Regions from separate parts of the Homo sapiens genome. Here region 2 is linked to region 1. A link is a loop called in an ENCODE intact Hi-C map of the cell type or tissue named here. Cell type or tissue: IMR-90. All regions are shown on one strand. Each heading gives the region's core, and the rest is flanking DNA. Links, peaks and the distances in the headings are about the cores only.

Region 1 (16,471 bases), core at 8,579-11,078:
TGTTTCAAAAATACAACTCTGGTAAAAAGAGGGATCAGGAGCCTAGACCAATACAAATCCAGCACAGGAGAGCATGGTGTGTCTGAAGTATCATTTTAGATTCCTTTAGCCAAGGCATCAACTATGTGCAATTTACAATTAAATCACTGTGCTAAGAGCTATTGATAATATAAAGATGTCTAAGAGAATATTTTTGGCCTTTCAATAGCCATTTCATGTACTTAAATAATATATTTTAGAAGTTGTCACAAGTTAGCCAAGCCACAAGCCAAATTAGGGATGGTGAAGAAAATGGAAGATGGTCAGGATGCCCACTTTTTCTTCTTCTTTTTCTCCAGAGCTGAAGTATGAACTTCATTATGTCTGCAGACAACAGTGGCACTGCCTTGACTCTGTTGAAGAGCTGGTGACATGAGGGAATCCTGCATCTGCCCTGCTCTCTACTTGGCACAGATAATGCGCCAGGCCCTCTAAGCACTTTACATAAGTTATCTCATTTAATTCTAACAACTCCATGGGATAGGTACTATTATTATTCCCATTTTATAGATAGGGGAAATGAGGCTTAGAGTGAAGTCACAGTCAGTAAGTGGTGAAGCTGGGCTCTGACCCAGATTGTCTGAACCTTCAACTTGAGCTCTTTAACTACTACATGATGCTGAGCCCTCTCTCTGATTCTGAAAGTCTGAGAGAGCCCTCTAAAAAGCATAGCCTGATAGCCACATCAAAATCACATGGTCAAGAAGTCAGGAAAGTGGTTATTCCTGGTGTATGATGGCTGGGAGGGTGAGTCAGTAGTGACTGAAAGGAGCAAGGAGGGATTGGCAAAGGGGGAAATAGTACTGAGGAGTTGTAATATTCCATTTCCTGATCTAGGTACAGGTTACTTACTTCATGATTGACCTGTGTTTGTGAAAACATCAGTTTGTGAAAATTCATTGTTATACATAAAAGCACAAGATAAGTACACTTTTCTGTATGTATATTTTACTTCAGTAAAAGTATAAAACACAAAGTATAAAGTGATCTTTAATTATTTTTTCTTTACTCTAGCTCCCTAGCAATGTTGACACAGGAAGAATAAGTCTTTATACCCTTTATACCTTATGGAAAAGACATGGAAAACTTTACCCTTCACTGACTTAAATTTATACTAGATTTGGATTATCTCATTTCAGTATCTTGCTTTTAACAGAAGACTAGCCAAGGAATTTCACTGAATAGAAAGAATGTAAGTTAATTGTGTTGTACCTGAGTAATCAAATGCATACAGCCAACTCTTAAAAAATTGTAGTCTATCTCACATTTTATCCTGCTGCTCAAGGAATAGATGTTACAATGTTACAAATGTTGCAGATTAGATTTCTAATATGGAGGTGCAAAAATTAGCATAGCTAGAGTTAAACCAGTGTTCTTTTTCTGTTTTTTCTTTTCTTGAGACAGGGTCTCATTCTGTCACCCAGGCTGGAGTGCAGTGGCATAGTCCTGGCTCACTACAGCCTCAACCTTCTGGGCTCAAGTGATCGTCCCATCTCTGCTTCCCGAGTAGCTGGGACTATAGGAGTACACCACCCCCTTGGCTAATTTTTTTTTTTTTTTTTTTTTTGTAGAGACAGAGTTTTGCTTTGTTGCCCAGGCTGGTCTTGAATTCCTGAGCTTAAGCGATCCTCCCGCCTCAGCCTCCCAAAGTGCTGGGATTACAGGTGTGCACCACTGTCCCCAGCCCAAACCAGTGTTCTTAACCCTTGATTCATATTAGAATAATCCTGGAAGCATTTAAAAAAATACCAATACCTGGGCCCTACTCACAGAGATCCTGATTTAACTGGAGGAGACCCTGTTATTAATTTAAAAGATCATCACAGCCAGGCGCAGTGGCTCATGCCTATAACCCCAGCACTCTGGGAGGCCGAGGCAGGTGGGTCACCTGAGGTCAGGAGTTCAAGACCAGCCTGGCTAACATGACGAAACCCTGTCTCTACTAAAAATACAAAAATTAGCTGAGTGTCATGGCAGGCACCTATAATCCCAGATACTTGGGAGGCTGAGGCAGGAGCATCTCTTGAACCTGGGAGGCGCAGGTTGCAGTGAGCCGAGATCACGCCACTGCACTCCAGCCTGGGCGACAGAGTGAGACTCAGTGTCAAAAAAAAAAAAAAAAAAGATCATCAGGTGATTCTAATGGGCAGCCACAATGAGAACCACTGAGTTAAATAAGGCTAATTTCAAAAATAGCCTTTGTACCCAAGATTACTACAAATCTTATTTCTCCTCAAATGTCACTCAAGAGCGTAAGATTTTTAAAAGAAAATTATTTCTCATAATAATTATTCTGGGATAAAATCATTGAGCTATGCTTTCTTACATCTTAACCTGGAACAAAATAAGTTTAACATCACATTCCTATTAGTGTAAATTTGCATCAGACCCCTTCCAAAGTAAAAAATAAGGATATTGTTCATGGTAAAACTATGTTTGCCACTAGCAACACTTTTTTTATCTTTTTTCTGACGATGGGCCCTAACAATCTCTCTACAATGCAGCAGAGGTGATGCAGAAACAATTCAAGTAATCCTAAACTCCTGTGGGGCAGCTGTTTGCTATTGGCCAACTGGCCATTTGAAACTCATAATAAAACTCATCTTCTTAGCACCAAATTTCCCTTTTTCCCCCCTTTTTCTATTTGTGTATGTTGGCTACTGAAAGGTGTTCTGCAAATGAGTCTGAAAAAATAAACAGAAAATACACATGGTACAGATAGCAGAAACGAAGAGAGTAAATACAAATTATCAGGAATGACAGGACGTGCTTGCTGTAGGCTTAAACACCATCCCCACCTTCCAGCTAACCAGTTTGTTGTTGTATCTGGATGTTCATCCACTACTATCTTGTTTTTGCTTATAATCTCTAGAGATTTACAAAAGTAGATTTAATTACTATAGCAGGCTGGGCGCGGTGGCTCACACTTGTAATTCCAACACTTTGGGAGGCTGAGGTGGGCAGATCACTTAAGGTCAGGAGTTCGAGACCAGCCTGGCCAATATGGCGAAACCCCATCTCCACTACAAATAAAAAATAATTGTTAAAAATAAAAAAAATTAGCCAGGCATGGGTGGTGCATGCCTGTAGTCCCAGCTACTCAAGAGACTGAGGCATGAGAATCGCTTGAATCCAGGAGGTAGAGGCTGCAGTGAACTGAGATCGTGCCACTGCACTCCAGCCTGGGTGACAGAGGGAGACTCAGTCTCAAGAAAAAAAAAAAAAAATTACTATAGCAGTTTCCCCCTCCTAAGTGTAGTTTTCCTTTCTGAGCTAACCATTGTTTTCATCGTTCCAATACACTACATTCCAAAACTTAAAACATACAAGAACAGGATATCTCAGAAGAACCCTGAGAATTGAAGTCCTTTCTATCTTCAATCTATAAGGACTGGCTACTCCACATCAGGCCTTGAATTAGGGTTTACCCTAATGTTGATAACTTTTAAAAATTCTTAAATCCTTCATCTTGAACTTACTATTAGGCTAAATCTTCTCTCTCTCTCAAGCCATTTTTCCACTCCCCAAATGACTCCATGTTAAAAATCCCATAGAAGCTGATTATCAACAAGGATATTGTATTCTGAGACACTGTCCTTCCCTAGAAGAGAATGCAGATCTATAGTCTAAAAATGTAAAAATATTCTAAACCAAATAATTCTTACATTTTAGACTTTCTTTGCATCTGCCTTTTCCACATTTGATTCTAGGGGGTGGCTTTTTCTTTTCTTTAATAACACAAAAGGCTAACATCTCTTCCTTTCACTGGGCTATTCAAACATAAAAGCTTTTTTCTGATTGCACAGAATATAATATTATATCCTTCAAGAATATAACAAACCAAGCAAAGGAATGAAACAGACCATAAAAATAGTATGACTATTCTATATATGACCTTCTGCCTGTTTGGTTGGGTAGGGGTTGGGGTGAGAAGACCAGGGAAATGAGATAAATAAGTTTTATTTTTAGGAAATAAACTAATATAACAAATATTTTCCTGACCACCAGGCTGGGGAAGAAATAGCCCTACAATGGTAAATGAATCCAGTTGTTCCTAGGAGACCACCCATAAGCACAATAATTGGAATCCCAGCTCATCCAGAGCTTCTTCCTCCTTTTAGGTAGGATAGCAGTGGGTACAGGAGAGGGAAATGAAGAGAAGCCTCAGGAGTCTCAGTGCCTGTTGCAGTCACTAGCATCCCAACCTGCTCTAGTCACTGCCTACATTCCTTCTTATCTGAAGCCAAGGTGAAACTCCTGCAGCTAAAGCCAGTATCTTCTTTCTCTGTGACTTCTTCCAGTCACACTGTTACCTTTCTCTGGGGGCAGACAGATCCTCTCCCCATTATGGAGACCTCTAACAAACCTGTGCACAGTAGAGGGAGCAAGTAGCTGCTTCTATCTATTATCTGGTTTCCTGGAGACTGAGTGGGATCAGAAAAGGGGCAGGGGCCTCTCTGCACTCCTGCCTTCTCTTCCAGGAAAGCCCCAAGAGATCTAAGGCAGCCAGCCCTCCAGCCAAATTGGCCTCCAGCCAAATTTATTTCCACTTATCCAGATTTCTTCTCTTCTTCCCACATACTGCATGTAATGATTTTCTCCTTTCCTTTTCAGGGCTTTCCACGAATAGCCATAAAACTAATTTGTGAAGTGTAGATTATACTTTCTCTAAGGGCCCCTACTCCCCTGGGCCCAGTGATTTGCACATGAGTCAATCAATACTTGGTGAATGAATGAATTATGCAGAAGCAAATGAATGAATAAAACTAACCAAAGTTCATACTTCTGTTATCCCAAAATTGAAGAGAAAGTTCTTCGACGATTGACTTTATCTTCTACTCTTCTTCTTTACATCAGTATTTCTACTTCAAATACTTATCAAGATCCCATACCACTTCCTTTGCAGAAAACTAAGTAATGGAGATTTCAATCATTTTGCTCTGCAAATAACTGCCCCCCACCCCACCCCCAAGGTTAAGGCTTCAAATTACAAAGAAGCTCTTCAATTCCATTTGACATGGGGGTGGGAACAGGGAAGTGAGAAAAGGGGGAAAAAAAGGTGTGGGAAATACTCCCTGAAAAAACAAAACAGGAGGAGGATCTAACACCTTTAAAAAGCCAGCCAAGTACATGAAACAACTTTTGCCTCTTGAGGAAAAGACGACAACAAATCTGACTTAAATGAATGAAAGGCTTGGCAATAAAATAAAGCAACCCAGAGTAATCTATAAATACATATACCCAACTAATTGTTTCTCTTTATTTTTTTTGGAGACAGAGTCTGACTCTGCTGTCCAGGCTGGAGTGCAATGGCATATCCTTCCGCCTTAGCCTCCCAAGTAGCTAGGACTACAAGTATGTGCCACCATGCCCGGCTAATTGTTTTATTTTCTGTAGAGACAGGGTCTCGCTGTATTTCCCAGGCTGCTCTTGAACTCCTGGGCTCAAGTGATCCTTTTGCCTTGGCCTCCGAAAGTGTTGGGATTACAGGCATGACCCACCGTGCCTGGCCCCAACTAATTGTTTCTAAGGGAGAAAAACCATTAAAACTAAAGTTACCTTTTCCCCACGCGTCCAACTTCATGAAAATATTCTTCATGTAGATTCCCATGCACTAGTCTCTTTGAGACAAAATCAGTCGAAATAATATGCCAGTATAATAAGTCCAGAGGACTCCACTGCAAACTGAACAATTTTTTTTTTTTTTTTGAGATGGAGTCTTGCTCTGTTGCCCAGGCTGGAGTGCAGTGGTGCAATCTTGGCTCACTGCAACCTCCACCTTCTGGGTTCAAGCAATTCTCCTGCCTTGGCCTCCCAAGTAGCTGGGACTACAGGCATGCACCACCACGCCAGACTTTTGTATTTTTAGTAGAGACGGGGTTTCACCATGTTGGCCAGGCTTTCTCAAACACTTGACCTCAAGTGATCTGCACACCTCAGCCTCCCAAAGAGCTGGGATTACAGGCATGAGCCACTGTGCCCAGTCTGAACAAAATAAATCTTATAGGATACCATATAAGGAGACTGGTACATATTCCATCAATGAGGTTGCCCACTGGTGATGAGCTCATGATGGCTATCAGCTGAGATTTCATGTCAGCACTGCTCCTGCTTATCACACAACACTGGACAAAGATTATAACCTTTCACCCTCAGTTTGTCATCTGCAAAATACTGATAATAAGTGTTCACATGGATTTATCAGTTAACGTTTGCAAGCACTAGGAAAATGAGCACCACTCCAGCTATTAATGAATCACAATAACTTAACTCATGCCATTCCAGATTCATCAACACTGAATGAAATGCAGTTGTGTAAATAAATACGTGAATGAGGTCCTGAAATGGTAACTGCATTCACTGTGACATGAAGATGAGGAAGCCAGCCTAAGTGCAGGTAGTAATATGGTGATATACTTGAGACACATCTTACTTCAAGAGATAGTTTACATTAGTGAAACTTCAACAATATGTATGGAGTGCTACTATGAGCAATAAATATCCTGATACAGACAATTCATTTTTTATGGTCAAGGTTTGTAGAACCTAGTTTTGGTGACAGCTACCTGTTGGAAGAGATCAAGTCAAGTAAAATTATAGAAAACAATCAAATCTGTAAAAAACAATACAGTTTTGAAATGTGTTATGATTCGGTTTATATAAACTCTACTTTTTAAAATTTGTGAAGTAGGATTCATTCTATACCAAGACACAGAAAAAAAATGTCCAAGTGGGAAAAAGGTTTGCTATGTTTCTAAACTTCAGTTTGATACAAGGCCATCTTGAACCTCTCATAAAATAGGGGGGAAAAATTCCAAGAGCGGCCCAGTCTCCTATGGGTATAACAGTCCAAAAATATGCTTGAATAAAGTCTTTCCTCACAGTGCCATCCCTAATCTGCACAAGCTTCACAGTAAAGGGCAGTACACCTTAAAAAAAATCAGGTTGTCACCAAGTCTTCAACTTAGAGCCAGTGAGAAGCAAATAGATAAAAATGTCAGGCATCTGGGCTGAAAGGTGAAGCAGAGGGCAGAGACCAGGGCCTCTCACAAAGAGCTGGTCCTCTCTATTTCTAATTTTCATTAATACAACTGGGACGGTGTCTGCATTTTTGTAGCCGACCCCCTCAGGTTTTTTTGAGGGAGGGTGGTGCTCAATAGGAGACAGTTATCTAAATGACAGTTGGAGAGCTCATTAGTTTTCCTGACCCACAACTCTTCCCTTCACTTCCCTCCAGAATACTTCCAACACCCCTTTAAGGTAGAACAATGTGTATGAACTAATAAGGCAAGAGTCCAGCAGGACTTGTTTTCTGGTCACAACACTGCTGAACAAAGTAGGATCTGTTCCAGATGGGATAAAGCAAAGAAACTGGCCAAAACCAGCAGACTGTGACAAGGGCAATCCCTGGCTGCCCTCATTGCTCATTAGCATGGACACTCCCACCAGCATCATGACAGTTTACAAATGCCATGGCAATGACCCAGAAGTTACTGCCCCTTTCCTAGAAAGTTCTAAATAACCCACCCCTCAATTTGCATTAACCTGCCCCTTAATTTACATGTAATTGAAAGTGGGTATAAGCGAGTATATATACAGTTGCCAAGAGCCCACACGTTGCAGACTCTGGGTACACTATCTATGAGTTAGTGCTGTTCCACAAGGAGCAGTACTGTTCAATAAAAGATTGCTGTCTAACACCACAGGTTTGCCCTTGATTTCTTTCCTGGTGAAACTAAGAACCCTCCTGGGCTAAGCCCCAGTTTGGGGGATTATCTGTCCTGCATCACTACTAGGCCATTCAATACTCAGGGGGAAGTTCACTTATATCTCAGGATATACTGAGAATTTCCACTGCTCATTGCAACACACAAAAATAAGTCAATTTAAGTTGTTCTCTAACTTCAGCCTGACTCTTGTGGGTAAGTAAGCAGGAGGTCAGATGGGATAAGTAAAATTTATAACATCCCATGAAATGTAGTTAGATAAAGTTCTACATTTAAGATGATCAGGTCGGGTTTCCAGTCCAGTGATTATAACACTATTTGGCTTAACATTATCAATAGCTAAGACATGTGAGGCCCATGTACGTGAGGAATAAAGGCCCTGTGGCAGCACCAATACCAAGCAGTTGCCACAGGGAAAAGAATAATACTATTGACCATTAAAAAAATGTGTGCATGAGGGGAAAAAAATCCCACAAAAAGAGTCACACTCTTTATTGAAGGAGACTCACTCAAGGTTCCAAGATGCCACATTTTTTCTACTTTGATAAATAACTTTTGAGTGGTCATTGCCATGGCATTATGCATATAAATGTACCATACTGTTTATATATACACTCATTCTAAGCCACCTATTTGCCTTCCCAGACATTTGGCTGAATGGGGTCAAATAGATAAAATAATAGGCACTATATCAGTTGCATTTAATAGCCAAATTTACCCAATAAGATTTTACTTGAATCACCAAAGTCTGTATAAAAACATATACCTACGTACATTGGAATCAGTAAAGATTTCTGATTCTTCACATTCACAGCAAAGTAATGCTGCTGATTCACTGTCTTCCAAATGAGAGCTCTGTAATACAAACAAGATCATTTCAGAGATCCAAACGAATGGGCCCATAAGCACGAGGGGAAAAGCAAGCTGAAATCACTGAGTCAGTGGTGTTAGCTCACAGGTGAGAAGCTGCAATTCTGATTAGTGATGGCTATTTTGAGAGAACACTGCCAACAAGGTGACTGGTTAGTTGATTGAGGAATGCTTGATCAACTGAAGCATTTCCTATGGTTTCCCGATTTGGGGAAAGAGCCAGCACATCTTTTTCTGTAAAGATGGTGCTGCTAGCCGGGCACAGTGGCTCACGCCTGTAATCCCAGCACTTTGGGAGGCGGAGGCAGGAGGATCACAAGGTCAGGAGATCGAGACTATCCCAGCTAACACAGTGAAACCTGGTCTCTACTAAAAATAGAAAAAATTAGCCGGGTGTGGTGGCCGGTGCCTGTAGTCCCAGCTACTCGGGAGGCTGAGGCAGGAGAATGGCGTGAACCCGGAAGGCTGAGCTTGCAGTGAGCCGAGATCGCGCCACTGTACTCCAGCCTGGGCGACAGAGCGAGACTCCGTCTCAAAAAAAAAAAAAAAAAAAAAAGATGGTGCTGCTAATCCTTTGTAGTATGTACTCTGAACTCTTCTCAGACTGGGGATAGATTTGTGTTCATTTATCTTCACATCCAAAGATACACATTTGATGTATTTGTTTAGAGATAGGCTATAGAATATAGCATAGGGCCTGATTACGGGATCTAACTCTTAGCCTAGCCTCATTAGCTCTCTGCTGCCAAGTGTTCATATGAGCCAAGAGACAGGCCAGGCACAGTGGCTCATGCCTGCTAATCCTAGCACTTTGGGAGGCTGAGGCAGGCAGATCACCTGAGGTTAGGAGTTTGAGACCAGCCTGGCCAACATAGTAAAACCCTGTCTGTACTACAAAAAAAAAAAAAAAAGTATATATATATATATATATATATATTAGCCGGGCATGGCAGTGTGTGCCTGTAATCCCAGCTACTAGGGAGGCTGAGGCAGGAGAATCGCATGAACCCAGGGGGCGGAGGTTTCAGTGAGCTGAGATCACGCCATTGCACTCCAGCCTGGGTGACAGTGCAAGACTCCATCTCAAAAAAAAAAAAAAAAAAAAAGAGCCAGGAGACATGCCCTACCCAAGTCCCCCAACAGGCACCAGAAAACAATTTAAAACCTTTTCTTCTGTTCTCTAATCTCTTTCTAAAAATCTGTCTAGAAGACAGACAAGGAAAATAAGACAAAGGAGTGAAATAATTAGCTGGTAACATAGGAGTATTTTTCCCTATGACTAACAACTCAAAAAAGGGAACAGAAAAGGCTCCAACTCTGACTCATTAGATTCTATTCAAATGTTTGCTGTTTAGCTAACAGCAGCTGGAAACTGAGTTATCCCTACATGGATCATTGATGCATAAGCTTACGTCATTAAAACTTCTCACTACCAGTGGCTGAAACTTATAACTACTTCATGGCTATCCTAGTTGATTCCTACTTTAATTTTTCACAGGTAGGGCTGTGTTTCATCTAAAGTATACCCTCAGAGATAAGAGTTTTAGAGTGCAAATAAACTTAAAGAAAGTAAAGCTCAGAGTTACTCTTTCTGATAACAGCCTTGCTCCTGGTTTACTTCCTTCTCATTTTTTTTCTACTCTGACCCTTTGTCTACTTTTAGTTTTCTGTCTTAAAACCAAGTCTCATCTGGCATTGTCCCTCTCTCTTCCTCTTTTAGAAAATAATCAGAAATAACCAAATATTTAAAATCATTGTTGCCCGAGCGTGGTGGCTCACGCCTATAATCCCAGCACTTTGGGAGGCCGAGGCGGGTGGATCACGAGGTCAGGAGATCAAGACCATCCTGACTAACATGGTGAAACCCCGTCTCTACTAAAAATGCAAAAAATTAGCCGGGTGTGGTGGCGGGCGCCTGCAGTCCCACCTACTCGGGAGGTTGAGGCAGGAGAATGGCGTGAACCTGGGAGGTGGAGGTTGCAGTGAGCCGAGATCGCGCCACTGCACTCCAGCCTGGGCTACAGAGCGAGACTCCATCTCAAAAAAGAAACAAACAAACAAAAATTATTGCTAAAAATCCTACAAATGTAAAGTCTTTTTAATTCTTGTTCTCTTATATTTTGGAGGGGGGAGAATAAGAACATTTACTCTCCATCTAGCTTAAAAAATATATAAAATATTTGAAGACTTCTGGAACTCGTATTAGGAAAGCTAAAGGCTTAATAATAAATATTTGAAAGAATTAAAATGGTAGAGATCAGAGCTGTTTTCAATCTTCCCAAGCTCTCATACTACAACAGATAATAATATAGATAATACTAAGCACATCAAAAGTGGCTTGTCATTGTCACAGTATAAAAACTAGAGAGAGGCTGGGCACGGTGGCTCACACCTGTAATCCCAACACTTTGGGAGGCGGGTGGATCACCTGAGGTCAGGAGTTCAAGACCGGCCTGGCCAATGTGGTCAAATCCCGTCTCTACTAAAAATACAAAAAATTAGCTGGGCATGGTGGCGGGCACCTGTAATCCCAGCTACCCTGGAGGCTGAGGCAGGAGAATCGCTTGAACCCAGGTGGTGGAGGTTACAGTGAGCCAAGATCATGGCCATAGCACTCCAGCCTGGGCAATAAGAGCGAAACGCCATCTCAAAAAAAATTAATAATAATAATAATAATGATAAAAACTGGAGAGAGCTTGAGCCCAGGAGTTGGAAACCTGCCTGGGCAACATAGTAAGACCCCATCTTCATGACAAAAAAAAAATAATAATAATCAGCCAAGTATGGTGGCACACCTCTGTAGGCCTGGCTAGTTGGGAGGCCGAGGTGGGAGGATAACTTGAGTTTAGGAGTTCGAGGCTTCAAGTGAGCCATAATTGTGCCACTGCCATCTGGCCTGGGCAACAGAGCTAGATCCTGTGTCCAAAAACAAAACAAAACAGACCTGAAGAGAGAAAAGTAAAAATTAAACCAAATTACACTAGTTAAGATGTTGCAGCTTTCATTCTTATAAATATTTCAGATGTCCACACTAGCTCTTTCAAAATGACCTTTCGGCTGGGCACGGTGGCTCATGCCTGTAATCCCAGCACTTTGGGAGGCCAAGGTGGGTGGACCACCTGAGGTCAGGAGTTCGAGACCAGCCTGCCCAACATGGTGAAAACCCGTCTCTACTAAAAATACAAAAATTAGCCAGGTGTGGTGGTGCTCAATCGTAATCCCAGCTACTGGGGAGGCTGAGACAGAAGAATCACTTCAACCCGGGAGATGAAGGTTGCAGTGAGCCAAGATCACGCCACCAGAATGGGTGACAGAGTGACACTCTGTCTCAAAGAAAAAAAAAATGACCTTTCAAGAAAGAGGTCCTGTAACCACACTTGCATTCCTAAAGTTATTTTAAGACTTTATATATATATTCATCAATTGAAACAATTCATTAAGATACAAGGTATCCATTAAAGTGGGCTGATGGCATTACAACATAATTGGTTCATGGAACAATTGTTTACTTGCAACCAACATATTTAGTTCTAAATTAAATTCTGAGAAACCTAAAGGAAGACAAAGGACAAAGGTCAAGTTCATTTCCCTGCCTTCTGAAACCTGGTAATTTTTTTTTTTTTTTGAGACGGAGTCCCGTTCTGTCATCCAGGCTGGAGTACAGTGGCGCAATCTTTGCTCTCTGCAACCTCCGCCTCCTGGGTTCAAGCAATTCTCCTGCCTCAGCCTCCCGAGTAGCTGGGACTACAGGCGCGTGCCACCACGCCGGCTAATTTTTTGTATTTTTAGTAGAGATGGGGTTTCATGGTGTTAGCCAGGATGGTCTCTATCTCCTCACCTCGTGATCCACCCACCTCGGCCTCCCAAAGTGCTGGGATTATAGGCGTGAGCCACCATGCCCAGCCAAGACCTGGTAATTCTAATTCCTGAATTGTTTCCGGGTTCTGCAGAGTGAACAGTCTTTCTCATGAGTATATGGCTTATTCCAAGATTGCAAGGACGAATTAATATTTAGGACCTCTACTAAACTACACAATTATTTAAATAGATGCTAAAAAGCGTTTGACAAAATAGTCATTTCTGGTTTCAAACATTTTTAGTAAGCTAGGAATACAAAATGCAGCCTTAATTCACTGCAGAGATTTTTTTTTTTTTTTTTTTCCAGAGTCTCACTCTCTGTTGCCCAGGCGGGAGTGCAGTGGCGCGATCTCTGCTCACTGCAGCCTATGCCTCCCGGGTTCAAGTGATTCTCCTGCCTCAGCCTCCCGAGTAGCTGGGACTACAGGTGCACACCACAACGACCGGCTAATTTTTTTATTTTTAGTAGAGACAGGGTTTCACCATGTTGACAAGGATGGTCTCCATCTCCTGACCTTGTGATCTGCCCACCTCGGCCTCCCAAAGTGCTGGGATTACAGGCATGAGCCACCGCGCGCGGCCTAGGTGGGCTTAATTATACATAGCAACTCTCAGTGGTAGGCCTTTACCTCAACCTTGTTGCCTGAATTTCATATTGTAAATTCCCTCAATGTTTCTTCTAGCATGAAGGTGGTGATCTTCCCCAGTTTGTAGTGCAGATACCAATTCTCTTTTCTTTATTTTCTTCTTTTGCATGTCCCTTTGGCAGGAATTTTGAGGAGGGCAAAGTCAAACTCATATTCTTGCATTGGATGTATCAAGCCCAAATCTTAACTAAACTGAGTTCATATCCTGGTTCTGCCACCTACTAGCAGTGTGATTTTGAGCACATTCCTTAATTTCTTTGAGCTCAGTTTCCTCATCCATAAAAATGGACACAACAATAACATCGATCTATTAGGGTTGTTGGAAAGACTGTATGAGAGATAACATAAGAAAAGCATTTAGAGACTTAGAGCCAGGTGTGGTAACATGTGCCTGTAGTTCTAGATACTCAGCCGCTCTAGAGGCTGATGAGGGAGGACTTGAGCCTGGGAGTTCAAGTCCAGCCTGCACAACATAGCAAGATAGGTGTCTCTACCAAAAAAAAAAGTAATTAAAAAAAGCACTTAGAATAACTTAGCTTCTGATGTTGCCACTATTACTGCTGCTTCTAATAATAATAATAAATATTACTGTAATAATATTAATCTCCTTCCTAGATGTAAAAGGCTTATACATTTGGGTTAAAATTTTCTTTCAAAGAAACTTTTGTCTTCAAGGGAAATTTTGCTTATATCAAGTCTTAAGTGCTTTTCATTCTTAAAGACAAAATCATATTCCCTACATAACCTGGAAGCAACTGAGCTCACAATGAGTCATTCATTGCCATTTATTGTACCCCTACTGCGTATTAAGCACTTTTCTGGGTGCTGAATTATTAGTAGCTAAGGTAAAACACCAAACAAAAAGGGAAAGGTAACTGAACAGGTTACAAAAACAGTTTTTTGCTTTTTATGGGGACGCAAAAACTACAAAGATAAGATATGACTTGGGGAAACATGTCCCTTTAGCTAAGTATTGTGTGGAGAAAAACAGGGGTTAAGATTGTTGGTAAGAAAAACATCTGCACCATAACAAGAAGTTTCAATCCAGAACAGCTTCTAAGGAACAATTATAGTAATAAAATGTTGCAATTTTTATATGGACTGTATGATGCAAGAACTCATGTACTAAGAAGGAGGTTTTCAAGAGTGTAAAATCTAACTTGTTCAGTTACCCAACAATTTACAAGCAGAAGTCTTAAGAAATAATCCCACAAGAGGCCGGGCACGGTGGCTCACACCTGTAATCCCAGCACTTTGGGAGGCCGAGGCGGGTGGATCACCTGAGGTCAGGAGTTCGAGACCAGCCTGGCCAACATGGCAAAACCCCGTCTCTACTAAAAATACAAAATTAGCTGGGTGTGGTGGCAGATGCCTGTAATCCCAGCTACTCGGGAGGCTGAGGCAGGGGAATCACTTGAACCCAGGAGGCAGAGGTTGCAGTGAGCCGAGATTGCGCCACTGCACTCCAGCCTGGGAGACAGAGCAAGACTCCATCTAAAAAACAAACAAACAAACAAACAACGAATAAATCCCACAAGAGTCAAAACCTGTTGCCCTGTTGTTACTGTTAAGTCTCTTTTACCCTATTCTTGTTATAGATTATATGGTTTTAAGAGGCAGAGAACATTTACTATTTCTTTCCTCTTTCCTTTTTTCCTCCATCTTTCATCCTCTCCTCTTTTTTTTTTGTATCTTTTTTTGTGGTTCTAAGTGAATACATTGCAGGTGTACTTAAAAAAGCTAGTGACTGAAAATGTACTATTAGACATAGGCTGGGCGTGGTGGCCCATGCCTGTAATCCCAACAATTTGGGAGGCTGAGGCAGGCAGATCACTGTAGCCCAGGAGTTTCAGACCAGCCTGGGCAACATTGGCAAAACTCTGTTCTCTACTAAAAATACAAAAAATTAGCTGGGCGTGGTAGCATGCACCTGTAGTCCCATCTACTCAGGGGGCTGAGGTCGGAGGATCGCCTGAGCTCAGGAAGTTGAGGCTGCAGTGAGCCGAGATCACGCCACTGCACTCCCGCCTGCACAATAAAGTGAGATCCTGCCTCAAAAAATAAAAAGAAAAATATACTATCAGACATCAAACAATAAAATATATTTATACCCCAAAGCCCAGCAACTTTGGGAGTAAGCTTTTAATCCTTTAAAGGCCAAGACATACCCTGGCACTTAGGTGTAACTGCATTGACAAAGCAATTTCATAGTCTGTGTCTGATCCAACTAAGGAAATTCTCTAAAGTCTTTGCTCAAATTATACATTTAAAAACAATTATTTCAATTCTTTCCTGTATCTACTGAGAGAATGAAGACCATTCTTGGCAATCAGACTATTGACATTCCAGAAAATGCAGACATCACTCTGAAAGGATGCACAGTTATTTTGAAGAGCCCCAGAGGAAGTTAGGGAGGGACTTCAATTACATCAATGTAGGATGCATTCTCCTTGGAAAAGAAGAGGCGCTAGGTTGACAAATGATTGGGAAATAGAAAGGAAGTGGCTACTGCTTGCACTATTTGTAATCATGTACAGAACATTATCAAGGGTGTTACACTGGGCTTCCATTACAAGATGAGGTCTGTGCATACTCCTTTCCCCATCAACTTAGTTATCCAGGAGCATGGGTCTCTTGATAAAATCCAAAATTTCTTGGGTGAAAAATACATCTGGATGGTTTAGATAAGGCCGGGTGTTGCTTATTAAGTTATCTTAAGTCCAGAAAAATGTATTAATCCTTGAAGGAAATGACATTGAGTTTGTTTCAAATTCAACTGCTTTGATTTAGCAATCCACAACAGTTAAAAACAAAGATAACAGAAAACTTTCAGATGATCTGTATGTCACTGAAAAAGGAACAGTTTAGCAGGCTGATGAATAAGATCTAAGAGTTGTCCAGCTACAGCAACAAGATACTGTATGGTTGATAAGACCTGTTTGTGATATTTTAATGATGCATTAAAATACCTCTATTACAGCTGGGCTTGGTGATGCATGCCTGTAGTCTCAGCTATGCAAGAGGCTGAGGCGAGAGGACCATTTGAGCCCAGGAGGTTGAGGCTGCAGTGAGCCGTGATCCCACCACTGCACTCCAGCTTGGGCAACAGAGTGAGACTCTGTCTCAAAAAACAAAAACAAACAAACAAAATCCCCAAAAACAATTATTTTAGTATGTAACACATATATGTGGTAAACAACTAAGAAGGTGTCAAAGAGTATTTTTAAGTCTTCCTCCATCCCCGTCCTCCCACCTACCACAACCCCATTCCTAGAAGTAATCACTATGCCAGTTCCCAAGGAATCCTTTCAGGATTATTCTGTGTACATA
Region 2 (16,471 bases), core at 5,779-8,278, 62 kb after region 1:
ACAGTATTGGAAGTTCTGGCCAAGGCAATCAGGCAAGAGAAAGAAATAACAGGTATTCAAATAGGAAGACAGGAAGTCAAATTACTTTTGTTTACAGATGACATGATCATATGTCTAGAAAACCCCATTGTCTCAGCCCCAAAGCATCTTAAGCTGATAAGCAACTTCAGCAATGTCTCAGGATACAAAATTAATGTGCAAAAATTGCTAGCATTTCTATACACCAACAACAGGCAAGCAGGGACAAATCATGAATGAACTCCCATTCACAATTGCTAAAAAAGAATAAAATACCTAGAAATACAGCTAACAAGGGAAGTGAAGGACCTCTTCAAGGAGAACTACAAACCACTGCTCAAAGAAATCAGAGAGGACAGAAACAAATGGAAAAGCATTCCATGCTGATAGGAAGAATCAATATCGTTAAAATGGCCATATTACTTAAAGTAATTAATAGATTCAATGCTACACCCACTAAACTATCATTGACATTCTTCACAGAATTAGAAAATCTATTTTAAAATTTATATGGAACCAAAAAAGAGCCTGAATAGCCAAGACAATCCCAAGCAAAAAGAACAAAGCTGAGGCATTACACTACCCAACTTCAAACTATACTACAAGGCTACAGTAACCAAAACAGCACAACACTTGTACAAGAACAGACACATAGATCAATGGAACAGAATAGAGAACTCAGATATAAGACCACACACCCATGACTGATGGTGGCAACTGCTCCAGTCAGCCTGCCATCACTTGCCCAGCAGGGAGGTGTGGCTGGGGCTGCATGCTCCAAGACGCAAGCAGGAGCCCTGCTCTCCTGGGTGAGGCTGCAGCCACCCAAGTTGTAGCTGCAGGTCTGAGCCTCCTTGTGCTTTTGGGGAGCTGGGAGCAGGCAGGAGCCACCACTCCTCAACCCAGATGTGCCTGCCCCTGCTGCCTGGCTTCTCCCTGCTGTCCACAACTGCTCAGATCTTGGAGCAAAGTCAGGCGAGCCTGAGTGTCATTGAACAGCAGTGGGAGGCAGACAGAGTGCCAGGTGGAAGGGGGCGGGTCCCTGGTAAGGTCCCTCCCTCAGGCCAGGGAGGGCCTGTGGGCTGGGGGCTGGGCTGCCAGTCCCATGGACCAGAGTGGAAACTGGTGCCTTTCTCAGGACTGCCCATGGGCCAATCTGCATGCACTTCCTCACCTCTGAGGCCCATAAAACCCTGGGCTCAGCCAGAGCTGAGCAGACAACTGAACTGGATGACTAACTGCAGAAAGGAGCTACCCTCTCTGCTGAGAGTTTCAGAGACCTGCAGAGATCACCAAATGACCTGCCTGCAGAGAAGAACTACCCTCTCCAGGGCCTCCTCTCTGATGAGAGCTGAACACTCGATGGATGACCTGCCTGCCTACAGAGGGGAGCTACCCACTGCGGGTCTCCTCTGAGCAGTTGTAAACCTAAATAAAGCTCTTCTTCGTCTTCTTCACCCTTCATTTGTCTGCATACCTCATTCTACCTCATTCTTCCTGGATGGACAAGAACTCAGGCAAAGGCATAACTGGCCACAGAGGTTTCCAAAAATTGACACCCAAAGATCCCGTAACACAACCATCTGAACTTAACCTGACAAAAACAAGCAATGAGGAAAGGACTTCCTAGTTAATAAATGGTGCTGGAAGAACTGGCTAGCCATATGCAGGAAATTGAAATTGGACCCCTTCCTTACACCACATGCAAAAATTAACTCAAGATGGATTAAAGACTTAAATGTAAAACCCAAAACTATAAAAACCCTAGAAGAAAATCTAGGCAATACCATTCAGGATATAGGCATGGACAAAGATTTCATGACAAAAACGCCAAAAGCAAGTGCAACACAAGCAAAAACTGACAAATGGGATCTAACTAAATTAAAGTGCTTCTGCACTCCAAAATAAACTATAATCAGAGCAAACAGACAACCTATAAAATGGGAGAACATTTTTGCAATCTATCCATCTGATAAAGGTTAATATCCAGAGTCTACAAGAAACTTAAACAAATTTAAAAGAAAACAAACAAACAACCCCATTTAAAAAGTGGGCAAAGGACATAAACAGACAATTCTCAAAAGATGACATACATGCGGCCAATAAACATATGAAAAAAAGCTCAACATCACTGATCATTAAAGAAACGCAAATCAAAACCACAATGAGAAACTATCTCATGCCAGTCAGAATAGCTATTGTTAAAAAGTCAAAAAACAGATGCTGGTGAAGTTGTGGAGAAAAAGGAACATTTTTACACTGCTGGTGGGAGTGTAAATTAGTTCAACCATTGTGGAAGACAGTGTGGCAATTCCTCAAAGACTTAGAGGCAGAAATAAAATTTAACCCAGCAATCCCATTACTGGTATATACCCAGAGGAATATAAGTCATTCTGTTATAAAGATACATGCACACGTATGTTGACTGCAGCACTATCCACAGTAGCAAAGACATGGAATCCATCTAAATGCCCATCATTGATAGACTGGATAAAGAAAATGTGGTACATACATACCATGGAATACTATGCAGTCATAAAAAGGAATGAGATCATATCTTTTGCAGGGAAATGGATGGAGTTGGAAGCCATTATCTTCAGCAAAGTCACACAGGAACAGAAAACAAAATACTGCACGTTCTCTCTTATAAGTGGGAGAGAACATGTGGGACACATGGTGGGGAAGTACACACACTGGGGCCTGTTGGGGGTGGAGTGGGGGGAGGGAGAACATCAGGAAGAATAGCTAACGTATGCTGGGCTTAATACCTAGGTAATGGGATGATCTGTGTGGCAAACCATCATGGTACATGTTTACTTATGTAACAAACCTGCACATTCCTGCACATGTATCCCTGAACTTAAAAGCTGAAGGAAAAAAAGAAAAAAAATACATTGTCTATTTTCCTTAGGCACTAGAGAGCAGTCTTTCGAATATACAAGCTCTGTTATGTTTGTTAAAAGAATGAGTCTTATTGCCCCATGGCCTAGAGCTCCTTAACTAACTGAAATCTTCCAAATAAAGAAAGAAAAAACTCAGTCCAGAGCCAAACTGGCTATTCTTCATCAATATCTGGCCTTAAAAGTGTTCTTACTTTTAAAGACTCTAATTCTTCTCTCCCAGATAAAACTGCCAATCAGTCAGTGTCAAAATGCATCAACCCTGACAAAACCTTTTTTTTTTTTTTTTTTGAGACAGGATCTCACTCTGTCACCCAGGATCTGGGTTTCAGTGGTGTGATCATGGCTCACTGCAGCCTTGACCTCCTGGGCTCAAGCAATTCTCCCACCTCAGCCTCATGAGTAGCTGGGACTACGGGCATGTGCCACAACCCTGGCTGTTTTATTTTTTGTAGAAATGAGGTCTCACTATGTTGCCCAGGCTCGTCTTGAACTCCTGGCCTCAAGTGATCTTCCCACCTCGGCCTCCCAAAGTGCTGGGATTTTGGCGTGAGCCACTGTGCCCAACCCTGACAAAACCTTAATTACTTTATAATCCTTTCCCTAAATTTTTCACTAAACATTTCCCCAAGGCCAGGTAATCCATCTGTAATGATAGCACTTTGGGAGGCTGAGGTGGAAGGATTGCTTGAGTCCAAGAGTTCAAGACCAGCCTGGGCAACATAATGATAACCCATCTCTCCAAAAAAATAAAAAATAAATTAGTCAGGTATGGTGGTACACACCTGTCTTAGTCCTGCTACTCAGGAGGCTGACGTAGGAGGATCACTTGGGCCCAGGAGATCAAGGCTGCGGTATACAGTGAGCCATGATTGTGCCATTGCACTCTAGCCTGTGCAACAGAGGAAGACCCTGTCTCTTAAAGAAAAGTTTCTCTGGCTGGGCGCAGTGGCTCATGCCTGTAATCCCAGAACACTGGGAGGCCAAGGTGGGCAGATCACTTGAGGTCAGGAGTTCCAGACCAGCCTGGCCAACATGGTGAACCCCGTCTCTACTAAAAATACAAAAATTAGCTGGGCATGGTGATGTGCACCTGTAATCCCAGTTACTCGGGAGGCTGAAGCAGGAGAACTGCTTGAACCTGGGAGGCGGAGGTTGCAGTGAGCTGAAATCACGCCACTGCACTCCAGTTTGGGCAACAGAGCAAGACTCCATCTGAAAAAAAAAAAAAAAAAAAAAAAAAAAAAAATTGGCCGGGAGTGGTGGCTCACGCCTGTAATCCCAGCAATTTGAGAGGCCAAGGCGGGTGGGTCATGAGGTCAGGAGATCGAGACCATCCTGGCTAACACGGTGAAACCCCATCTCTACTAAAAATAAAAAAATTACCCAGGCGTGGTGGCGGGTGCCTGTAGTCCCAGCTACTTGGGAGGCTGAGGCAGGAGAATGGTGTGAAGCCGGGAGGTGGAGCTTGCAGTGAGCCGAGATCGTGCCACTGCACTCCAGCCTGGGTGACAGAGCAAGACTCCGTCTCAAAGGAAAAAAAAAAATTTCTCCAAACCTTAGCTTTAAAGGATTTATTATTAAAAACTATACTCTATCCTACTGTAAAAATAGCTTGGGTTTAAGTTTTAACATGACTTCTCTTATAGGAAATTAGAAAAATCTCTAAAGATATATAACTAGGAGAATAAATTTCTATGTATCTTTCCAATTAACTAGACCTGTCCCCCTTTTTACTAACAAACAATATTTCCGGGTATCATGGCAATGCTTGTATAGCTATAAAAATGCCAAAATCAAGTTTCCACGAGACCTAGTTCTATAACCACGGTAAGATTAAAAAAAAAATAAGGCTCAGTAGCTGAACTTAATTAACTTTAAATGAATAAATCATCCAATCACAGATGAATGAGTCTCAAGGGGCAGTAAAAGAAAAATTATCACAGGTAAGGGAGACTGCTCAATATTTAAAGACTTGAAAAAGCATAAGCTAATTATAACTCAGACGTTATAAATGCCATACCTTAAATTTCCATGATCACATAGTAGTGAAATTTAGCTGTTTTCTTACTATTAAGACTATCATGGAACCAGGTTGTACACACAGATTCTTAGGAATTCCCAAATATAAGAGTTAAATTATATGAAAAAGTTACCAGTATTTGTTATTTCCAGTGCTTACACTGAGCAAAAAAACCACCCCATTACCAACCTACCACATCACTGTATGAGTCACCTTAAAACAAGATTTTCCTCCTTTGTTAGAAACAAGACAGTCTTATACCTAGCAACAAGTGATAAGGTACAAGTACGACTTTATTTTCAGTAAAGTCAGCACCTGACAGCACTTGAACAAAAGCATATTACTATTCTTAGAGTTTTATTCTATCATTGTTGTTGTTATTGTTGTTGTTTTTAGAAACGGGGTCTCACTCTGTCACCTAGGGTGGAGTGCACTGGCATGATCACAGCTAACTGCAGCCTCAACCTCTTGGACTCAAGTAGTCCTCCTGCTTCAGCCTCCCAAGTAGCTGGGACTACAGGTGTGTGCCACCACAATTGGTTAATTTTTTTATTTTTTGTAGAGACGAAGTCTTGCTATGTTGCCCAGGCTGGTTTCAAATTCCTGGCCTGAAGCAATCCTCCTCTCACCTTGGCCTCCTAAAGTGCTGGGATTACAGGCTTGAGCCACCATGCCCAGCTCACTGTTATTCTTACTTTTAAATGTTGGATCCTCAAGAAAAATGTTCAGAGGGTACACCCCTGCCCATTGTAACCTATAAAAAAAAATTTCCTTTAAGAAAAGGAAGGCCCTATTTGTCTTCCTGTATGGCAATGCTGCAGATACCTAGGCAATATTTATGCCTTACTCTACATATGATTCATTAATTTGAGCACCACAATCTGACCCAAGCAACTGAATTCCCAAAATAACAAATACACATTTATTCAGAGAGTAAGTGTACAAAGATTATATCATTATATACATAATACTTTTTGTCAATAGTATAAGATCTTCTTAGACATATGTGTCAACACTGTAAAACAGATCATTTGTAACTGTTTATGGTTGCATAAGCTTTGGATGAAAATGGTTAACATCCTTGATGAATGACTCCCAGATGAATTTTATCATTAAGGTTTCCTGACATCTTGCATTCTACTTAATACCACTTTGTCTTTTGAAATCTTTACATCATCAACTTAAAACAAAGCATTATTTTTTGCTTTTGAAATCAAAATATTCATTTGTGTGAATGATATACTTCACAATTCAAACTGAAAAAAAATAAAATTTGCTTATTATTTGTATGGGATTGTGTTAATTTTGGCCCATAAACTTGGAAGCAGTTATGTTAGCATTTTCCCTTGAAATATAATTGATAATTCTATATCCTTATCTCTGAAATGGTGACATTATTCCCTTGGCCATATTCATGTCTTAAAAATCTTGGCTGATGTGGCAGAAAAAAAATCATCATTGATCCATGCTGTTGAAGCCCTGGACAACCTCCATTTCTTCATCCTCAAATATCACATGCTACACCTATGGTAACAGTAACAGTTACCATTTATTGAAGGCTTAAAAGGGCTAGGTGCTATGCTAAGCTGAATATGCGCTGGGTAGAAAATAAACATGAATAAAAATGTAAGTTATATTTTAGTGCACATGATCTTACCTGCCATTCCACTCAACAAGTGTAGGTAACAAAGTAAGCATGAGATGGAAGAAACTGTGCCCCTCAGACAGTCTCAGTTACAGAGTTGTATGCCCAAAACCATTTACTTTGTTCTTTGTGAGGGATTTAAGAGATTTTTTAAGGATAATTTTTACTGTATTTGATTTTTGCCCTATATGCTCACTTTAGAATCCTAAGGTGGGACTTCACTGTATCACACTTGGCCCTCATAAATGACTACGTGAGGTAGTATACAACTATAAGCCCCATTCTACAGAGACGGAAACACCAAGAGAGGTTATGCAACTTGCTTGGCAGAGACAGGATTCCAACTTAGGTTGTTCTGATTCCAAAACCTCTGCACTTAATTACTATGCTATATTGCAATGTTATATATCAATTTTCCAGATAAGAAATGGGAGGCTCAGAAAGATCAAGCAAACTTACCCCCAAAAAACACTGCTAACAAGTCTCTATACCAGGACTTAAACTCAAGCTTTCTAATTTCAACTTCCTTGGCCATATAATAAAATGACTGATAGAAGCTAAGAATCAGTAGTAGAGTAATGAAATGGAAGGAAAATATATTGTTTATAGTGTCTACACATTGGTGACTCACTAGTTAAATCTGGGCCTCAGATATGTTCTGTTTAGCCTTCAAGATATAGTTCTTTAAATCTGTATTAGTTGTTATACAAAGTGTGACAATAGCTATTCCAAACATTCTTATCCCTTGCTGTCACTCAATGATTAAAATGGAAAGCCATATACTTACTTTCCCAGGCTCTATTGCAACTAGAGTAGGCCATGTAACCTAGTTCTGGTAGGAGACTTAAAGAGAAAGCTACTGGGAATGAGCAGTTGGTTTCTGGGAAAATTTTTGCTTCCTAATGAATGGTACAGCCACTGCTGGCACTGTACCTTTTACCCCTTTCTGCAACAAATATGGATGTACTGCCAGAGCTACAATAGCCATCTTTTATGTGGAAAAAAGCAGAAAGATGGGAATCAAATACACTATTAATGGCAAAACAGGAAGATATAAACAACTTAGATCTTTATGGTATTGCTGAGCTAAGTTAGTCCTAGACTATATGTATCTTCAAATTTATTGTTAGATAAACCATATTCCTACTGTTTAAATTTGGTCTTCTGTTACTTACAATCAAAATAATTTCCAGCCAATTCAGTTGCCAACATTTAAAAATCAGAGGATTTCAGACAGGCAGAGTGGCTCACACCTGTAATTTCAGCACTTCGAGAGCCTGAGGTGGGAGAATGGCTTGAAGCCAGGAGTTTGAGACCACCCTGGACAATATAGTGAGACCTCATCTCTACAAAAACTAAGAAAAAATAGCTGGGTATGATGGTATGCAACTATAGTCCTAACTACTACTCAGGAGGCTAAGGTGGGCAGATTGCTTGAGCCCAGGAGTTGAAGGCTGTAGTGAGCTACGATCTTGCCACTACACCCCAGCCTGGGAGACAGAGTGAGATCCTGTCTCTAAAGTCCACCCCTCCCACCAAAAAATATCAAAAGATTTCATATAATCTGCTAATTACTAATGTTTCTCGAGATATAAGACTTTTCTGGCAATACTGGGTCTACACAGAGTCACACTGGCAGCCTCTGAAGACAGAGCTCATAGTCTCCTACTTACCACAGATCCTATTTGGCCAGCTTCACTAATGTATGTCATCTGCCAAATCTTATAGCCACACTTAAATGTACAACTTCCTATATCTCAATCTAAGTCTGGTCTAGAACCCAAGTGGCCACCTGAACACCTAGCATTAAAAAAAAATCTCCAGCCAGGCACAGTGGCTCAGGCCTGTAATCCCAGCACTTTGGGAGGCTGAGGCAGACGGATCACCTAAGGTCGGGAGTTTGAGACCAGCCTGGCCAACATGATGAAAATCCATCTCTACTAAAAATACAAAAATTAGCCGGGTGTGGTGGCACACATCTGTAATCCCAGCCACTTGGGAGGCTGAGGCACGACAATCGCTTGAACCTGGGAGGTGGAGGTTGCAGTGAGCCAAGATCACGGCACTGCACTCCAGCCTGGGCGACAGAGCGAGACGCCATCTCAAAAAAAAAAAAAAAAAAAAAAAAAAAAAAATATATATATATATATATATATATATATATATATATCCAATTTCTACTAAAGATGTAGTAAAGGGCTTTTACACTAGCAAAAGCTCTCCTGAAACTGCCCAAGAGGTAAGCTGTTCTGACCTTTATTCTTGGAGCCAAACTCTGGCAATTATTTAACAGTAAAATGGGCAATTAAAGTAGTCAATTTTCCAGTTATGAAATTCTGTGAACCCCTAGGAAGCAATATTTATGAATAAATCCCAAGATTCCAATAATAAAGAGTCCAAGAAGCTTCCTATATTTCTTTCTTTTTTCTTTTTTTTTTGAGACGGAGTTTCATTCCTATTGCCCAGGCTGGAGTACAATGGCGCAATCTCGGCTCACCGCAACCTCTGCCTCCTGGGTTCAAGTGATTCTCCTGCCTCAGCCTCCTGAGTAGCTGGGATTACAGGCAAGCACCACCACGCCGGCCTAATTTTGTATTTTTAGTAGAGACGGGATTTCTCCACGTTGGTCAGGCTGGTCTTGAACTCCCGACCTCAGGTGATCCGCCCGCCTCAGCCTCCCAAAGTGCTGGAATTACAGGCATGAGCCACCGCTCCCGGCCAGCTTCCTATATTTCTTACATAGAAGTGGCAAGGCAATATAAAACCACAGCATCTAAAATCCCCCAAGCAAGAAAATAAGGTTGTCATTTGGTAGTCTCAGTAGCAAAGTAAGCTTGTACCACCACTGCACAGTCCTAGTGAAGGGTTTAGGATTCCTGTATCCAAAGCTATCTTACAAGTGTATATCTTATATCTTATATACAAAGCAGACCTTACAAGTCACAGTTGAGGTGATGTTCTGAGACATTTCAAGGAGACTGTCATTTAGGATAAACTGCTTGACTTTCACTACAAGCAGTTTCAAGAAATGACACACCTATCTCGACTGCCAAAAGACTATTTCTGGCCAGGTGTGGTGGCTCACACCTGTAATCCCAACACTTTGGGAGTACAAGGCAGGAGAATTGCTTAAGCCAGGAGTTTGAGACCAACCTGGGCAACACAGCGAGACCATGTCTCTAAAAAAATAATAATAAAAAAAGTAGGCAGGTGTGGTGGTACGCACCTGTAGTCCCAGCTATTTGGCAGGCTGAGGTGGTAGGATGGCTTGAGCCCAGGGGGTTGAGGTGAGCTATGATCATACCACTGCACTCCAGCCTGGGTGACAGAGAGAGACCCTGTCTGAAAAAAAAAAAAAAAACAAACAAAAAACCCCAAAGAGTATTTCTTGTCAGTTCTTCAAACAAACATTAATAATTTAAATGAAGAGCCAATTATTTTAAAATCATTCAACTGTGCCCAATGAGCATTAAATGAGGATGCAAATGTCCAATGTAAAAGTTCATTGCATCTCTATCTAAAAAGAATTTTAATAGCTTTAATGGTAGCTGTAGATAACAACAAACAACAGTTCTATCTTCAAATATACTTCATTACACATGACTTCATTACCATTACCAAGATGGTCATGCCACTTTCAATCTAAGGTGTACTGTATACAACTTCTCATAAAATAACACGAGAGAAATATATATTTGACAAATATATATTTGCAACCATAAACAGTTACAAATGATCTGTTTTACCTAACCAAACTTCCTTTACAGTCAATACAGTTTCCTTTAAAATTTAATAGAAAACCATGGAATCAGCATAAAAATGCTCAGAGTTGTGAAAGTTTCAGTTTGTATAGACAGGTCAAGAAGACAAATTAGCATATTATGTTCACAGAAAACTCAGTGTCATTTTTTTCAGTACTCAAAGAAGAAATAGGTTGTTTCTATTTTTTGATAGGATTCAATAAAAACTGTAATCTTAAAGCAACCAAAGCTTGAACCAAAGATCTCTTGTTATATTATATGTGAGTTCATTCACATGTTCTCCTATTGTTGCTTCAGACACTTATAGAAAAAGCACATTCAGTTGCTTTGGAAATGCATCTAAGAGCAGCATTCAATTTCAACTGCCAACTGCTCGTAATAGCTGGATTAGACAGATCATTCTTCTCACCTATTGTTTCCCTTTACAAAGATATATTTAAACCCATGAATACACTCAGTGTCTTTGGATCTCCATATTTTAAAAAAAATCTGGCAATTTCTATTTTGCCACATGATTTATAGTCTCAATCACTAAAAATACCAACACATTCATTCTATGATTTGACTATACAAACTAAAGTGACCACTTGCAACGATCTGTCCCACTATATTGAAAAACAGTCAATGGATTAATATGCTGCTAAGCATAGCCTATTAAATTGATAAACTTTCAAGGGAAGAAGAATTTTAAAGATTACAGTTGGATTAATCATTCTGTATGGTGCTCCAGGGTCATCACAAAATCAAACACAAAAGACTTTGCTGTGGAAATTGGCAACTAAAACAAAGATTCTCTAATTAAAAAAAAATGAAGCCATTATGAAATAACAAAAATTTATTTTTTTAAATTTTTTATATATATATTTTTATTATACTTTAAGTTCTAGGGTACATGTGCACAATGTGCAGGTTTGTTACATATGTATACATGTGCCATGTTGGTGTGCTGCACCCATTAACTCGTCATTTACATTAGGTATATCTCCTAATGCTATCCCTCCCCCCTCCCCCCACCCCACAACATGCCCCAGTGTGTGATGTTCCCCTTTCTGTGTCCAAGTGTTCTCATGAAATAACAAAAATTTAAAAAGCGATAAAGAGAAATTAAACTCTGAAATAGGCTTTCCATGTGAATTACATTGTCATAAAAAAAATAACTTCCCCACCAAATTTGTTATAATGAAAAAATTGCTTAATAACCAAATAGCAACCCTAAATCACCATCATTATAAAAATGACTAATACTTTGTGAATACATGTTTATTTGGTGCCAGGCATGGTGCTAATGCACTCCCTGGCTTAACACTAACAATATTTTTGTGAAAGAAGTACCATATTGCCCCTATTTTACAGGTGGGCAAACCAAAGCATAGAGCAGTTAAGTGACTTGTCTAAGTCTAGCAAATTATAAACTCAGGATTCAAATTTAAGCAGACAGTTTTCCAGACCCTGTACTGCCACTGCATCATGTTGTTAAAGATTTTTTTTTTCTTTCTTTTTTTTTTTTTTTGAGACAGAGTCTTGCTCTGTCACCCAGGCTGGAGTGCAGTGGCGTGACTCACTGCAACCTTGGCCTCCCAGGCTCAAGTGATACTCGTGCCTCAGCCTCCAGAGTAGCTGGGATAACAGGCGTGCACCACCATGCCCAGCTAATGTTATAGGTATTTTTGAAGTCCTAAGGAGAGAAATAAAAATACTTTTAGGGCTTCTCCACCCTCATAAGGTTTATGTTAGGATAACTGGCAGGTAACATTTTTATTCTAAATCACAATCACTTTATCAAACTCCAAAGAATCAATGAGCTTCCTTAATAGATTAAGATAATGTACTACAAGATGCTAACACGTGGTTTATCCTAATACTTGCCTGAGATGTGCTAAATATTGTAATTATGAAGAAAAGGCTATCTCAAATTCCTACTGTTTCTATTTGTGTCTGATGGAACAATAGGAGAATCACTGCTCCAATCAGCAAGCTGCATGGAGGTGTCTTCTTTAACTTCAATAAATATAATTTCTTACATTTCCTGATCTGTCTGTAGCAGTAAAAAAAAAAAAAAAGGGTTTGTCAGGTTTTTCCCTTTTTCTTTAAGTGAGGAAAAGTACAGAGGTGGGAGAGCAAAGAATAGGTGAGGGGCAAATACCCACAAACACACACTTTCCAAACATAGAAGTTTCAAATCTGGCTGCCATGTCTTAGATAACAGTATCTTATAATAATCATTCAGTAGAAAAAAAAACTGGCTTCTAATTATAAATGAAACTGAAAGGAATTAATATCTAGAAGGAAAAAATTTATCTCATTTTGCTAACTGCAAAGATATTTTGCTCTTCCATCTTTTCCAATTTAGTTTTTTCCAAATTCCCTGACCATTATCCCCTTTGGAACTGATGTTTTCTTCACATGTACACATTTGGTTTGTGCCTTTCCCACTGCTCACCATACGAGGCAATTAAACATGCTTAGTTTATAGCTGCCTTCCCCACCAGTCTTGTAAATTTGAAGGCAAAGGTAATGCCTTATATCATCCCTCAGTGTTTGAGAAGGCTCTCAACAAACTTCTGCTGAACTGCCTTCATATCAAGTACTAAGGCAGGAGCAGCAAAATGACACAAATTGCAATGATTCAAACTATGGCAGGGCAAATCTAAAACTAAATGATTAAAAAATAGAATAAATCCCATCCTGGCTAACATGGTGAAACCCCATCTCTACTGAAAAATACAAAAAATTAGCAAGGCATGGTGGCGGATGCCTGTAATACCAGCTACTCGGGAGGCTGAGGCAGAAGAATCACTTGAACTCAGGAAGCGGAGGTTGCAGTGAGCCGAGATTGCGCCACTGCACTCCAGCCTGGGCGACAGAGCAAGATTCCATCTCAAAAATAAATAAATAAATAAATTTTAAAAATAGACTAAATCAGGCCAGGTGCATATGGCTCATGCCTGTAATCCCGGCACTTTGGGAGGCTGAGGTGGGAGGACTGCTTGAGCCCATGAGTTTGAGACCAGCCTAGGCAACAAAGTGAGATCCCCATCTCTACAAAAAATAAAAAAAATTAGCTGGGCATGGTGGCGTGAGCATCTGTGATCCCAGGTACATAGGAGGCTGAGGCAGAAGAATCCCACTTGAGCCCAGGAGGTTGAGGCTGGAGTGAGCTGTGTTTGTACCACTGCATTCCAGGCTGGGTGACAGATGGAGATCCTGTCTCAAATAATCAATCAATCAATCAAACAGTACTTTGATTGACACTGAGAAGGTAACACCTAAGGGCAGGGGGGTGGAATTTAGTAGTTGCTTTCTGACTCTGACAAAGTTCAAATCCCAGCTCTGCCATTTCTAGCTGGGGGAGTCTAGACACCTCCCTGAGACTCAGTTTCTTCATCTGTAAATTGAGAACAATAATAGTACTACTTCCAATGGTTATTGTGATGCCTATTTAGTGCTGAACCCAGTGTCTACAATCACAAATTTGCACAGTCACTTTAAAGAAAAGCCAACTGTATTCAAGGTAAAAATAAGGGTGCAGATGTTAAAATTCAGAAGAAATTATCTTTACTTCTCCAGCCTTATTTTCTGCACTTTACATGGCATCAGCACTGTACTGCCTGTGGTTCCCAGCATATATCATGCTATTTGTAGCCCTGTGCCTTAAGTTCTTGCTTAATAATGTTTCTTTTGACTGGGCACTGTGGCTCACGCCTGTAATCCCAACACTTTGGGAGGCTGAGGTGGGCAGATCACTTGAGGTCAGGAGTTCAAGACCAGCTTGGCCAACATGGCGAAACCCTATCTCTACTAAAAATACAAAAATTAGCCAGGTGTGGTGGCCTGTGCCTGTAGTCCCAGCTACTCGGGAGGCTGAGGCAGAAGAATCACTTGAACCCGGGAGGCGGAGGTTGCAGTGAGCCAAGATCGTGCCACTGCACTCCAGCCTGAGCGACAGAACGAGACCGTCTCAAATAAAAAAAAAAAAAGAATGCTGCTTTCCCTCCTGCCACTCACCCCTAACCCTCTGTTTGCTGACCAATTCCCACTCACTCTTCAAGGCTCAAGTTATAAGTCCTTGCTGGCCTTCTTCCTCTTTCTCAAGGCTTATGTATTTGTGACAACTACACTGTAATCTACTGACCTATTTAATATCAATCTTTCTACTTCTACTGTAAGCTTCCTGAGGTTAGAGACTAACTGGCTGCTGGATTCCCAGCAGTGGTATAAATGAGTAAGTAAATAAATATGTCTCAGACACAAAAAAGGTACTAAATAAGTTTTTCAGAAAATTAAATCAAACAGTTCCATAAAAACTAAGCTGGAACAGAGTATTATCTCTCCCCATCTGTTTCTAAGCACATCCTTTCCCACTCAATAAATGAAGTACTTCCCTCTATCTTTCAGGAAGTCTAGGGAACCATGGGACCTTTCATTACATTTCAGAGCCACGAGTACCTCACCAGACTTTACCTTGAGAGGAAAATGAGGGGCACTGTGATCAGTAGCTTTGCTGCTCAGATGGGCAAGAAAATGCAGGGTAGTTTATAAAGGTATCTGAAGAGAACTCAGTGCTGAGAAACAAAGGAAGGGAATGTATGAGATCACCTGCACAAAATAGCACTCACTAAATACTTCTGATTAACAAGATTCTTAAGGTTTTACTCATGTACATCCAGCCTCTGGCATATTTCAGGTTGGGCAAAGGGGCTCATCAAGAATTACACTTTTTTTTTTTTTAATTGGAAATACTTTCCCTACTACTAGGTTTACTGAATGGAAAAACTACAGCTAGGTGTTTTTTTTTTTTAATGGATTAACAAATAAACATAAAACATGGACATGTGAATAGCTTCAAAAGGCTAGGCACTGCTGCAGACAACACTACAGCAGGCATTTAATGGAAAAACAGTAAATCTTAAGCTGCTGAAACCAGGAGTGATTTATTTATTTATTTATTTTCTGAGACGGAGTTTCCCTCTTGTTGCCCAGGCTGGAGTGCAATGGCGTGATCTCAGCTCACCACAACCTCCGCCTCCCAGGTTCAAACCATTCTGCCTCAGCCTCCCGAGTAGCTGGGATTACAGGCATGCGCCACCACACTCAGCTAATTTTGTATTGTTAGTAGAGACAGGGTTTCTCCATGTTGGTCAGGCTGGTCTCGAACTGCCGACCTTATCTGCCCACCTCAGCCTCCCAAAGTGCTGGGATTACAGGCATGAGCCACCGCGCCCAGCTATCAGGAGTGATATTTAATGGTGAAACCTAGGAAGGCAGTGCTGCACAGTGTCTTTTTCAGCGTGAGCATAATCTAGAAACTGCTCCCTCTCACTTAAAGCCGGATAGGAAAGATGAGAAACCTGAAGATACTTTTTGAGGACCAAAGGCCTTCTCTTTTTCTGGGCTTCCCAGGTACTTGAGTGAAAATTCAAAATGTAAGCTAGTTTAAAGTTTATTTTCTATGCATGCAATTTAATAAATACTAAGTAATATATGCTAAACTAACTAAATTCCTATGAGACTTGCAATGGAACTTCTATGGAACACCTTATACCTGAATTAAGTATTTGGGAATTTAGTACTTCCCAAGGAGGAGTTCCACACCATTGGAAAAAAGGAGTGACTGTTTCATATAATGAACTAAGAAAAGCTGCTATTTGGAATAAAATAAACATAATCCTTACTTCACATCATGTAGTAAAATTAATTTCAGACAATTAAAAGATATAAAAATAATACTATAAATAGCTTTAAAACATATAGGTCTAAATTTTTTCAATAAGTAGAATATTTCTATCCTTATTGACGGAAAAGTGAACTAAGAAAAATAATTTTAAAAACCCACACACAAGACTGGATTGATGGCATTAAAATTTTGTAAATGTCTGTATATACAAATGAATGAAATAAACAAAACAAAATGGCAAATGAAAAACCAGAGGAAAATTTGCAACATAACAGAAAAAGGTTAATATTCTTAGTATATAAAGAATACTTACACATCAATATGAAAAAGTAAATAGCCATGAAGAAAGCTGGGCAAAGAACATGAACGATTTACAAAACAAGGAATATATAATAAAACATATAATAGTAAATATTTGAAAAAATGTTTAGCCTCTAATTTTTAAAAATG

The links. Peaks named below come from ENCODE experiments on the same cell type or tissue, not always from the same donor. Only the 100,000 strongest peaks of a DNase experiment are listed, where the experiment ranks them.
Region 2: it touches region 1 in a loop (2.0-fold over the local background); 10 of 110 quality-filtered maps call a loop at or near these places.

Annotation. Positions count from the first base shown.
Region 1 is chr17:29,840,309-29,856,779 of GRCh38, forward strand. SSH2 (slingshot protein phosphatase 2) reads right to left here. Exons shown (of 16, transcript NM_001282129.2): 2 at 8,541-8,621. It also overlaps the pseudogene RPL9P30. Among named protein-coding and RNA genes, the nearest start is that of SSH2, 82 kb to the right of the region's middle. In IMR-90, for the core only: no CTCF peak of the experiment used is centred there; DNase peaks (open chromatin) are centred at 8,623 and 9,993; H3K27ac peaks cover 632 bases.
Region 2 is chr17:29,904,628-29,921,098 of GRCh38, forward strand. The region is part of intron 1 of SSH2 (slingshot protein phosphatase 2); the gene reads right to left. Among named protein-coding and RNA genes, the nearest start is that of SSH2, 17 kb to the right of the region's middle. In IMR-90, for the core only: no CTCF peak of the experiment used is centred there; a DNase peak (open chromatin) is centred at 7,304.